Regions from separate parts of the Homo sapiens genome. Here region 1 is linked to region 2. Evidence: chromatin contacts called from ENCODE Hi-C data. All regions are on one chromosome and are shown on one strand. The core of a region is the stretch at or near the end of the contact, and the rest is flanking DNA. Distances in the headings are between cores, read along the strand shown.

What was found. A loop is a pair of places that touch in the nucleus more often than their neighbours do. Pooled maps may share reads with other maps.
Region 1: a pooled map shows a loop between it and region 2 (8-fold over the local background). The contact joins the promoter of TMEM33 here to the promoter of GNPDA2 in region 2. A Hi-C loop is called at or near these places in 8 of 50 pooled maps.

What each region holds. Positions count from the first base shown.
Region 1 is chr4:41,932,607-41,939,298 of GRCh38, forward strand. TMEM33 (transmembrane protein 33) reads left to right here and starts at 2,823. Exons shown (of 7, transcript NM_018126.3): 1 at 2,823-2,923; 2 at 5,996-6,090; 3 at 6,590-6,692. The coding sequence starts at 2,879. LOC105374426 (a long non-coding RNA gene) reads right to left here and starts at 2,069. Exons shown (of 3, transcript NR_188374.1): 1 at 2,000-2,069. RefSeq lists enhancers at 2,663-2,842, 3,083-3,132, 3,143-3,212.
Region 2 is chr4:44,722,992-44,729,601 of GRCh38, forward strand. It overlaps GNPDA2 (glucosamine-6-phosphate deaminase 2), which reads right to left and starts at 3,565. Exons shown (of 7, transcript NM_138335.3): 1 at 3,483-3,565. RefSeq lists a silencer at 2,981-3,275 and an enhancer at 3,768-3,897.

The DNA of each region.
Region 1 (6,692 bases), core at 1,573-4,072, 2.8 Mb before region 2:
CAGCAGATGGCATTCCCCTTCCTACACACCCATACCTAGTTAGTCACCACATCTTAGAAGCCACCTCCAAGTCATCTTTCCTCTTCTTTTCCCCAACAACACTGCCTCAATCCAGAATCTCATCACTTCTTTCCTACACGTATGTGTTAACTTAAAACTCACAAGATCTATATGTTCAGAAAAGGAGACTTTATTTCTTATAAGGAGATACAGCCTGCAAGGTGGCCCTCTCATGGGCTGGGAAGCACAGCCTCCAGCAAGGACCAGAGACAGGCACTTTAAAGGAAGAGGAGCTGGGGTAGGAGCTTTATGCTGAATAGGTTGGCTAAACATACATATTCAACAGGTTACAGGAAGAGCTATGAATATTCATAAAAGTAGTCCTGATACATGCGTATGGAACAACATGCATGTTACATACAACCTGTGTTCACCTTGGGGTGGAGACTTAATATTTAATGTATTACAGTTAGGCTCTGTACCTCAAAAGGTGAAGCAGAGACGAAGGCACACAAGTGCATGGCCTCTGTAAAGTGGCCAGAACCAGCCTATGGTCAGTGGTCTTATCTGGAGAACGTTACTGAAATCAGTCTCTTGTGCAATCAAAGCTGTAGCTATGGTTGGTATAGCAGGGGTTCAGTTAGTGTCTGTGAGCTGGATTAGTTGTAATTGTTTTAATATTGCTTCTCTCTAGGCCAGTGGTTGTTTAGCTGCCAGAGGGAAAAAAAAAACCTCTTGTGGTAGAACATAGTTTATTTTTTAAGTGTAGGGGGTGCATGACTTAACCCTTGCCTGGCATGGCCTTAGGTCCTGTTTATAATTTGGTATCCTATTCCCACAAAGAGTTTGTTCTGTCAATGTTATGATCTTTATTGTAACATTAACATGTTAAACATAGGCTGACTTCCTAGAACTAATTTGAAAGGAAAACCCTAACTTTCCACGCCTAAGTAGTTGCTAGTCAGTTGTGTCTAAACTACAAAAGGGAGGGGGTATAATGAGGCATGTCTGATCTCCTGTCCCATCATGGCTGGGGTCCCCTTGGCCAAGAAAGGGATCTATCCAGTCAGTCGACAGACCCCTTACTTAGGATTTTATTTTTAGTTTATATATATATAAATGGCTTCACAACGAATTTCCTGACTTTTAATTTGCCCCTCTGTTCATCCTCCACCCTGTTGCCAGAGAGAACTTTCTAAATCTCAGGATGTCACACTTCTGATTAAAATTGTTCCATGGTTCTCTGGATTTCAGGGTCAAGTTCAGATCCTTTCCTCAGTACACCCCTGCCTGCCTCTCTAGCGCAAATCTTTCACAATCCCCTGACTGGTACCATCATTCTGGTCACACTCAACTAGTCCTCTCGCTGTCCTGTTACTTCTTGCACTTTCTGTTACTCTGTATGGAGTTCCCTTCCCGTTTTAAGGCAGAAGAATATGGTATGGCGGTAGGGAACCTAATGCCCTTTCTCGCTGACTTCCTAGAACTAAATTGAAGGAAAATCCTTACTGTCCACGCTTAAGTGAATAAAGGGCCAGATACTACTCCCTTTGCAAGCCCCAACCTGTTCTGCGCAGATTTGGGAAATTGAAAGTACCTCTGATTGGTTGCTTTTTGTAACCAATCAGACGTTTGCATAGAAGTGTAACTTTGTAACTTCTTCAGCCTCTGATTGGTTGCTTTGCGCAACCATTCAGACTGATTGCGGGCCACCACTTCATTTACATGAAGTGAACTCCAAGTGGCCAATGGGAAACCTCTAGGGGGTATTTGGACCCGAGAAGACTCTGTATCCAGGGCCCTTGAGCTGCTGTCTCACTCTCCCACACTCTGGAGTGTACTTTCATTTTCAACAAATCTCTGCTTTTGTTGCTTTATTCTTTCCTTGCTTTGTGCGTTTTGTCCAATTCTATGTTCAAAACGCCAAGAACTTGGACACCCTACACCAGTAACACTTTCAGCCAACTTTTTGTCGTTCAAGATCAAGGCCCGGACTTACCTTTTCCAGGAAACCTCCCCAGATCCCTTCTGATTTAGGTACCGTCCTCTGTGCTCCCTGTGATTAAATCAGCCTCTACACATATTACACAATCACTATGCTCTGATTTCCGTTTACTTGTTTCTCTTTTGCAATCTGTGTCATATTCCTCTTTTTATCCGCCGTGCCAAGTATGGAGCCTGTCACATAGCAGGCCTCATAAATACTTATTGAAAGAATTAATAATAGACGTAGAACCAACGGGCTTAGTAAGCCCCTGGAGAAAGGAATCAAAGATGTTTCTGAGGCCTCTATATCAGGAAGTGCGGAAATTTCATGGTTTGAGAATGGGCAGGAAAGATCATTTGTGAGCTGTATTTAATGCAAAAGTTGCTCCCCCATCCTGATTTCTTAGCTCACTGGGCCAATCGGCGGAAGGACAGGTGGGGCTCAAATTAGGAGAAAAAAACCACACTTCCCGTCATGCCTCTGGGCACCGCTCCCGTTTCCCCCTCTTTGTCACCGCCTCTTCCCCACGGAAATGAAAGGAGCACTTCCGGGTTCGGCAATAACCTGGAGCCGGCGGCGTAGGTTGGCTCTTTAGGGCTTCACCCCGAAGCTCCACCTTCGCTCCCGTCTTTCTGGAAACACCGCTTTGATCTCGGCGGTGCGGGACAGGTACCTCCCGGCTGCTGCGGGTGCCCTGGATCCAGTCGGCTGCACCAGGCGAGCGAGACCCTTCCCTGGTGGAGGCTCAGAGTTCCGGCAGGGTGCATCCGGCCTGTGTGTGGCGCGAGGCAGGGAAGCCGGTACCCGGGTCCTGGCCCCAGCGCTGACGTTTTCTCTCCCCTTTCTTCTCTCTTCGCGGTTGCGGCGTCGCAGACGCTAGTGTGAGCCCCCATGGCAGATACGACCCCGAACGGCCCCCAAGGGGCGGGCGCTGTGGTAAGTGCGAGGGCAGGGTAGTCTGGCTTGATTTGCAAGAGTTAGGAAGAAGCAGGAAGCGTTGCGAGTCCCGAGGCGTTCCAGAAGCTCAGTGCATTCAGGAATGGGATTAATGAGTTGGGGTGGGGAAGTTGGAGCGGGGAGAGGGGAGGTCCTGAGCGAAGATATGGAGGGAACTACAAGTTTGTTTCTGAAGCGACAATAGGCTGACCTGGAGCTGGTGGCCCCCACCTGTATGCCATGGAAATTGGGCCTTCTTTCCTCTTCTCCCACCTCGGTCTTTTGTTTACCGTAGGCCCCAAGGTTAAAGATGCCGCATGAGATTGTGCCATGACACACATGATCCATGACACACACCACGTGGAGCACACGAGTGCCGGCAAAGAACGTTTCTGCCTAGTTTATACAATCGTATATAGAAATTATGCAAAGGGAGGAGAGCGGTGGTCTTTTTCTTCTTCACTTTGTTCTTTATGAAGAGAAATATCATTATGCTTTTGTAATTTTTTTAAGATGCTGATCTGGAGCTAACAAGTTATTTGTGCCCGGAGCATTGCTGTCCTCTACTTTTTAATCCATAAGTAGTTAAGTATTATTCTGTGTGACCACAATGCAGTTACCACATTTGGGAAATATTACCTAATATAAAATCCATGTGCAAATTTCCATAATTGTCCTTTAAAGCTGCTTTCTCTTCATCTGGGATTCTGTCAAAAAGCATGCATCGATGGGCTGGCGCAGTGGCTCACTCCTGTAAGCCCAGAACTTTGGGAGTCCAAGGCGGGAGGATCGCTTGAGTTCAGGAGTTAGAGACCAGCCTTGGAAACATAGCGAGACCTCATCTCTACTAGAAATCAAAGAAATTAGGCGGGGCGTGGTGGCTCACGCCTGTAATCTCAGCACTTTGGGAGGCCAAGGCGGGTGGATCGCTTGCGCCCGAGAAGTTGAAGCTGCCGTGAGCCAAGATCGCGCCACTGCACTCCAGCCTGGGTGATAGAGCAAAACCTTCTCTCAAAACAAACAAACAAACAAACAAACATAAATTAGCCGGTCGTGGAGGTGCGCTCCTATAGTCCCAGCATAGTCCCAGCTACTCAGGAGGCTGAGGTGGGTTGTGCTTTTGCGCTCCAGCCTGGGGTGACAGAGCGAGACCCTATCTCAGAAAGCATGCATTCAATTTACTGGCCATATCTTGTTTACTGCCTTTTAATCTAGAACAGTTCTGCCCTCTCCTCCCCTTTTTTGTCTTTTAAGATACTGATAGTTTTCAAGAGTCCAGACATGTTTTGCAGCATATATAGGTACATCTAATATGTATATCTATATTATATATCAGGAAGCATTTTACATTGATTTATCCCATCATTGCAGAATTTGTTTGATTATTTGATTAAGGTGGTGTCCACCAGTTTCTCCATTGTAAAGATACCTTTTTTCCTTTCTAATTAAAAAGTGTTCTTTGGCATGATACTGTGACACTGTGTGAATATTGCTCCTCAACAATTTTTCACCCAAAGATCTAGTGATTTTTTTTTTTTTTTGCCTGATGGTTGGACAGTTTACTCTTAAAAAATGTATACCAATAGACTTTCTTAAACTTTTAAAATTGTATAATATACATAAGTGTGTACAAAATGAAACGCATAGCTCAATGATTTATTGCAGAATAAACAACCTGAACAAATAGATTTTAAGGAGAATGTTCTAAAACTAACTTTCAAGCTGTGGTGCCCAGTCATAATATTTGTTGAGAAACTGAGCACAGTAAGCTGGATTCATCCTTCACTTGATTACTGCTAATCATTTCAGTTTATTGGAGTCACAGTACGGTAAGTCTGGATTTAATGATAAATCAAAGTTGTATTTCATATTTCTGAAATTACCTACATGTGGGTTAAAAAGACATAAAATAAAACAGCCTGGAATTTTACAATGTACTTGGATTTTTCCCTCAAATTTTTTATATTTTTTTTTCAAAAGATAATGAAATTAAATTACATAGAGCAGTGTTTTTAGACTTCAGGTAGACCCATTAGTGAGTTGAGAAGTCAGTTTAGTGTAAACACCAGCTATTTTTAAAAAATTAAATAGAAAATGTCAAAATCCATTATATACAGTAGGGTAAATATTTGTGAAACTTTTGTTTATATATCCATGTATATGGATCTCAATGTTAAAATTACGAAGATCCTAGACAAAAAATGTAAAAGCCACTTTTGAATATAAGATACATTTTAATGAGAAAACACATTTTAAGATTCTGCTTTAGTGGTAATAGACATAAGTATTGGGGGGAAAGCAGCAAAGGAAAGATAGAATGGGAAAAAAATGGGGGAAGAAAATGGTATAGGAAAGTTTAATCTAGGACCACCGAAACTAGGGTAAGACTTGTGGGGGAACATGGAGGTGATAAAGAGAGTGGTGTAATCAGAGAGGCAGGTGGCCATTTAATACCTGTCAGCCACATTTTGAGCACCTAGAGTATGCCAGGCCCTTGTGCATGTAGGCAGATTACAAGGCGAATGAGTTTAGTTGTTACTACTATCATGGTTTTATATTTCTTCTTCAAAAGGTTTCTTTAATCCCAACTGGCTTTATGTGATGTTTTACTCAGCTCTGAGACCTACCTATTCGGATTTGAGATTTTTTGCTAAGAATAGGCATATGGATCTCTTGAGAGCAATTAGTTTTTGTTTAATGTTCTTTTAAAATAGATGAAGCCAATATTGCAAGTGTTAAAGGAACACAGACAATTGTAGTTGAATTTCTGTTAAGATTATTTTTTCTAATTAATTAGTCTTTGCATTTTTTTAAAATGTCAGCTGATATTTTTCTATTTATTTCTGTTTAAGTACTTCTTGTGCTTTCCACATGAAAACTATAAGGTGTTTGGACTTCTCATTAAGCATATACATGAAACATGTAATTGCCTTAGAGTTTTCACCTAATGATCTAAAAAAACAAATGGAGGAAGATTAAAATATTTTGAGTAGACATAAAAACCACACAGTCTTGATGCTTAAAAACATGATTTGCAGGCATAGCTTACAGTATTTTTCTTTTTAAATTTAGCAATTCATGATGACCAATAAACTGGACACGGCAATGTGGCTTTCTCGCTTGTTCACAGTTTACTGCTCTGCTCTGTTTGTTCTGCCTCTTCTTGGGTATGTATTATACATATTGCTGCCTTTGATATTCAATTGTTGAGTCAGTTTATATGGAGTGCCTTTTAGGTGTAAGACTTATTAACCTGTAAAGGGTTTAGGGACAAATAAAATACAAGTTCCAGCCTTCAGGTACTAACAACCTAATAACATTATCAGAGGAATATTTTATATCTTGTGCTTTGTGAAACTAACACATTGAAAATCCAAGGAAAAATTGATGTGTGGGAATGAGATAAGTTCATGTTTTTTTCATTTTTACTTATTACTTGACAGGAAGGTCCTGCTTTATAAAATTCAATTTTATAAATTGATTATAAGAAATTCAGTTGGGCATATATATGAAGTGAAGCTATTAAAACGGTAGAATAAGTTCATGTAATTTTTTTCTATTGACAAGTGATTTAGGTGTTGTGCAATTATGATGCAATTCACAAAGGAGGAAGAGACACTGCAGTTGTTTATGTCTCATGATAACCTCTCCTCTGGTAATTTGCAGGTTGCATGAAGCAGCAAGCTTTTACCAACGTGCTTTGCTGGCAAATGCTCTTACCAGTGCTCTGAGGCTGCATCAAAGATTACCACACTTCCAGTTAAGCAGA
Region 2 (6,610 bases), core at 2,315-4,814:
AAAGAAAACAAAGTGAACTAAATAAACTGCTCATCTCTGGAGGAGAAATTTCTTGACAAAAAGCAATTTTAGTTCCTCAAAAATTATTCTAAAATTAAGAAAAATTATTATACGTATATTAAGAGATCGGAGTCACTTAAAAGCTACATAATTCCATTTTACACAATGTAGGTTGACTTATACCATGAAAGATGTGGAAATCAGCATTCTTACAGTAACTCACAGCTTCTGTTATCTGTAAGACATATTGTTTTCCTTTTTTTTAAAAAAATGGTATAAATTTAAGGGGTACAAATGCAATTTTGTTACATGGATATATTATTTAGTGACTAGGTCTGGGGTTTTGGTGTATCTATCACCTGAATAATGTACAATGATCCTAGCAATTTCTCATCATCTACCCACTCCTACTCCCCAACCCTTCTAAGCCTCTAATATCAGTCTACTTTCCATCACCACGTGTACACATTATTTAACTCCCACTTGTAAGTGAGAACATGTGGTATTTTTCTTTCTATTTGGGAGTTGTTTCACTTAAGATGATGGCCTCCAGTTACTGCAAAGGACATGATTTCATTTTCAATGGCTGAATTTCGCGGTGTATATATATACCACATTTTCTTTATCCAATCATTCACTGATGGACACTCAGGTTGATTTCTTATCTTTGCTACTGTTGTTATTGGAAGGAAGGTCATGAGTGTGAGGTGTCCAGTTCCTTGGCATTTTGAACAAAGAACTGCACAAAAGGAACGAAACACAGGAATGAAGCAGCGAAAGCAGGGATACTGAAGCAAGAAAGCACCCCATGGGGTGGGAGTGGGCCCAAGCAAGCGGCTCAAGGGTCCGGTTACAAAGTTTTCTGGGTTTTAATACTCCTTTTGAGGTCCCTTATCGGTTACCCCTTATCTGCATGAAGGATTTGGTCCGTGGCTAATTAAAGGCTGAGGTGAATTGGCTCCCTATGCAGATGAAGGGATGGCCCATGCTTAGTCCACGGACAATCCAAGGCACTTTCCCCTTCCATCTGAGAGGTGGTGGAAGGCAGTCGATCGTAGGGAGAGTAGCCTTTGGTCCTTTGCTACTTGGGCATGGGGAGATGGGTTTTTTCCTTTTGGTCTAGCTTTAGGAAGTTTGCGTTAATTGGTTAACTGGCTTTAGGTTACCTGCCCCCAGACGCAGGTGTTTTCTCTTTTAGGAAGTCAGCACAAATTGGCCTTAGATTTCCTGCCCCCAGACCTTGGTGTTTTCCTTTGATTTAGCTTTAGGAAGTCAGCACGAATTGGCCTTAAGTCCTCTGCCTCCAGACCCTATTCTACTGCCTCACTGTGAATAGTGCTGAGATAAAAATGAATGCGGGTATCTTTTTGATATAATGAATTATTTTCCTTCGGGTAGATACCCAGTAGTGAGATTGCCTGATCAAATGGTAGTTCTATTTTCAGTTCTTTGAGAAATCTTCATACTTTTTTCTACAGAAGTTGAACTGACATTACCATCAATAGTTTATAAACGTCCCCTTATAACATTTACTGAACATTCTGTAATAATTCCCATAATTCTTAGATTTTTAATTCTTATTTTTATATTAAATGGATCAGTCACCAATACCAAGCTTTTTATAACATGGTTTCAGCATTCCTGAGTTTTGTACCCACACACTTTACATAGAGTAATAAGTCAAATTTTCTAAATTAATGAGATTAAAAGGTCTTATTAAAATAAATGTATGGAATCTAAATGTCTTTAAGAAGGTAACAGTTTCGAATTCTGACACAACAACAAAAAATCATGGTCACCATGATCTAGAATTCTGGCCCGATAACAATTATTTATTTACAGAAAATAAATTACATAGTAAGTCATAAATTCAGTCCAACAACTGGACTCAGCCTCCACTTAAATATAATCCATAATCTAATGTCAAAAACAATTTTAGAGTTAAACCAAAGAATCAGAAAGAATTATTGGCTGTAATGAACATCAAAAGATATATTTACTTCTAACAAGAATATATGGCCAGCTGATTGTTAATAAAACGGAAAAAAAATAAGGTAAGGAGGACGAGAAGCATTAGAGCTTTCCAATGTCTTCTGCATCCTGGGCATGTTATTTTTCTCAGTTCAACACACGTTTGAAGACCTATTATATTCTAAGCACTATGCTAGGTTCTGTAGACACAAAAATGATTAACTCTATTGTCAAAGGGCTTAGAATCACTTGTCTCTGAGGTTGAAAGCATTATTCTCACTCTTCATATACAGAAAACTGCAACTACGAGAAGTTTATTGCTGACGTTAAAAAGTGGCCCGGGGAGCTGGCTTTAAAACTAAGTGTTTCTGACTCAAAGAGACATTAGCCAAAGATGTCTTACCGGTTGAGAATCACTTACGATGCTAGTTAAAAATACAGATTCTCAGGTCCCTCTCCCTAGACACAGTGTTTCAAAAGATCTGAAATGAAGTCCAAGGAATCTCTGCTTTTGCAAATTATCACAGGGGATATTCATAATCAGGTGAAATTTGTTAAGAACACCACACATCTCACTGAAACGAAGTTTAAGCAAGTCTCTCAGACCAAGGTACAGGCAACTTTTTGTTTTCTTAAACTCTCTGGAGGGCGCAGAGTCACCTCCAAAAGTCCCAAATGAATCCCTTCACCCAGAGCAAAGAAGAATTTCTTCACCACATTTAAGTTTTTAAGATTTGACTTTTCCAGTTTTTGCCAATCCTCAGAGATCCAAACTATTGTCGCCTTATGCAATTCTCTGGCATCACAAGACAGCATCAAAAAACAACAGAGCACCACCCTTTCCCTCGTCTTCCTTCAGGTGCTGATTCATTTTGGATGTGCATCGCTAGGAAAAAGGGCTGCTGAATATAAATCGCAAAACTTCAATGGTGGATGACAACTTCTACACCCGTGAAGTTACACAGCTAGTTAATGGCGGGGCCAAGACCAGAATCTACACTTGCAGAACCTCTGCTCTGAGCTTTTCCCTACTCAACCTGACCTGTCCTGAAAGCGTAAGGGTGGCCTGGCCGCGCGTGTGGGACCGACCCGAGGAGGGACGAGAGACAGCAAAGAAGGCTGTGGTTCCTGCCCGGGAGGCGGGGGCTGCAGATTCCCCTCAGCTGCGCGTTTGCCTGGCCCTCACTTGGCAAAGGACAGCGAATGCAAATGAGGATGACTGTTAGGAATTTTTAACGAGTGTAGAGAGAGGTGTCAAGAAGAAGCCGCGAGAGAGGAGAGGGCAGGGACGCCTTCTCCCGTAGGCACAAATCCGGAGAGGACAACCAGGTCCGCGAGTGGCAATACGGGAGACCCCACGCGCCCCCAGCCTCGAGGTTCCTGAGCACCCATTCCGCCCCGGCCCGGCGTCCCAGTCTCAGCACAAAGGCCGCACAGGGCGAAGTTGCCGTCGGGTCCCCCGACCCGAGTCCCCTTCTTGGCGCCCCCGCCGCACCCCCCGCTAAACTTACCGGCAGACCCAATGGTTCTTCGATGCTGGAACAGCGGGAACAAGCAACACCCAACCACCCGAGAGCGACCCCAGCTGACCAGTGGAGCGCGAATCCCACGGACCCGGATGCAGATAAAGGCGCAGGAAGGAACCGCGGCGTGGCTGGCGGGCGCTGCGCATGCGCACCGCCTTTAGGACGCCTGAGGTGAGACGCGAGGAGTTCGGTCCGAGTGCGGTGCGGCTGGGCGCTCTTCTTGCCTGGAAGATCGCAGTTTCTGGGTCATCACTTTACGCTACTTTCCCCTCCCCCCCATCTTTCAAAGAGGGATTTGCAGTAGATTCTTTAGGCTTATGAGATTTAGTATGTAAGACCGTAGTGCTCACACGTACTTTGTTGCTTATGTTGCTGTTTGGCAACATGAATATATTTGCCATTTATGAATACATTTCTCTCTCTACTCCAAGCTATTGAATGCATATTTGCAAACGCAATGACAGATAAGCGTCTTGTGTCAAAAAACTCATCAAAGTTTGCAAAAGGGCAAACAGTACCATGGGAAATCGGGAGCGTCTCAGTAAGAGAAAACACTATATAATAGGGTACTGGCTTTTGCTGAATGAGTCTAAGAAAGGGATAGGGGAAGCTGGAATCAGCTTTGAGCTGGGTATCACAGATGTTTATACAGGAGTGGGAAGGAATTGGGCTGTGGAAATTATTGTAAAGAAAGCAGCTATCATTCAAAAGGAGAAAAGTGTGTTGTGTCTTCACCATGTTCCATCAGGAACACTGTTCCATTAATAACACCGTTTAGGGTTCTGTTAGGAACAATACAATCTTGACTCCTAGCCAACTTAAGGTTCTGTTTCTGTGGAAACTACAAGTTAAAAAAATGTAAAACGCTGTGTCCTCAAACTCGTTATATGAAGTTTTTCACCTGGGTTGTAAATCCAGCCTGCTTCTTTGAATGTAATGACTCCTCTTGCATCCTTTAGTGAAGAGTAGGATGTTACATTCTCGTTGATTTAGCTTCAAACAGCAACATTGCTCACATACTGATAATAGACAGGTTTATTAGTACTATCGCCTTCAGTAAGTTTGCAAAAGCGATTTTTGGCCAGATTCGGTGACTCACGCCTGTAATCCCAGCACTTTCAGAGGTCATGGTGCATGGATGGCTTGAACCCAGGAGTTGGAGACCAGCCTGGGCAACATAGCAAGACCCTGTCTCTCCAAAAAAGATTGAGGTAAAATGATGAAGTAGTTTGTAGGCTATGCATAGAATTTAGGCTTTGTATTGTAGGCAATAGGGAGTCACTTAAGCTTTATGAATTGAAGATAAGAGACTAGAACATACGTGTTTTAGAAAGAATGCTGTAGAAAGGTGGAGACTGAATTACAGTCTTGAATTACAGATATGTGCCACATAAGGAAGTTTAGGTAAAGAATGGACTGGATATTTGGCAATGGTCCCATAAGATTATAACAGAACTGAAAAATTCCTATCACCTAGCGACATTGTAGTAAACGTAAAGTTGTAGAGCAACACCACTCGTGTTTGTGGCTACATAGGTGTAAACCTACTGTGCTTCCAGTCTCATAAAAGTCTAGCACATACAATTATGTACAGGATATAATACTTGATAATAAATGACTATGTTACTGGTATATGTATTTGCTATATTATACTCTTTATCATTATTTTAGAGTGTATTCATTCTATTTCTATTTTTATTTTTATTTATTTGTTTATTTTTTTGAGACAGAGTCTCGCACTGTCACCCAGGCTGGAGTGCAATGGCACAATCTTGGCTCACTGCAACCTCTGCCTCCTGAGTTCAAGCAATTCTCCTGCCTCAGCCTCCTGAGTAGCTGGGATTACAGGCAGCTGCCACCACGCCCGTCTAATTTTGTTTTATTTTTAGTAGAGACGGGGTTTCACTTATTAGCCACGCTGGTCTCGAACTCCTGACCTCGTGATCTGCCTGCCTCGGCCTCCCAAAGTGCTGGGATTATAGGCGTGAGCCACCATGCTTGGCCCTATTTATATTTTTAAAAGTTAACTATAAAACAGCCTCAAGGAGGTCTTTCAGGAGGTATTCCAGAAGAAGGCATTGTTATTATAGATGAGAGCTCCATGTGCATTATTGCCCTGATGAACTTCCAGTGGGATAAGATGTGAAAGTGAAAGACAGGGAGATTGATAATCCTGACCTTGTGTAGGCCTAGGCTAACATGTGTGTTTGTGTCTTCATTTTAACAAAAAAATTTGAATAGGAAAAAAATTAAAAATAGATTTTAAAATAAAAAAACTTATAGAATAAGGATATAAAGAAACAAAATATTTTTGGACAGCTCTCCAATGTGTGTTTTAACCTTAACGTTGTTACTAGAGTCAAAAAGTTTTTTTTTTTTCTGAGACAGAGTCTCACTCTGTTGTCCAGGCTGGAATGCAGTGTCGCAATCTTGGCTGACTGCAAACTCTACCTCCCAGATTCAAGCAATTCTCCTGCCTCGGCCTCCCGAGTAGCTGGGACTACAGGCGCATGCCACCACACCCGGCTAATTTTTTGTGTTTTTAGTAGAGACGGGGTTTCACTGTGTTAGCCAGGATGGTCTCGATCTCCGGACCCCATGGTCCCCCCTCCTCAGCCTCCTATAGTGCTGGGATTACAGGCGTGAGCCACCACTCCCGGCCAAAAAGTTTTTTAAAAATTTAAATATAAAGTAAGAAAGCTACAGGAAATTAAATTTACTATTGAAGAAAAAAAACATCGTTTTATAAATTTAGTGTAGCCTAACTCTACATTGTTTATAAAATCTACAGTAGTGTACAGTAATGTCCTAGGTCTTCACATTCACTCACCACTCATTCACTGACTTACCCAGAGCACCCTCCAGTCCTGCAAGCTCCTTTCATGGTAAATGTCCTATACAGGTGTACTGTTAATATTTTTTAATTTTTATACTTTTTTTTTTACTATACCTTTTCTTTGTTTAGATATGCAAATATATACCATTGTGTTACATTGCTTACCGTATTCAGTAATATGCTGTACAGGTTTGTAGTCTAGGAGCAATAGGCTATACCATATATGTGTAGTTTGTGTATATATGCTAGGTTTGTGTGCATATACTGTATAACATTC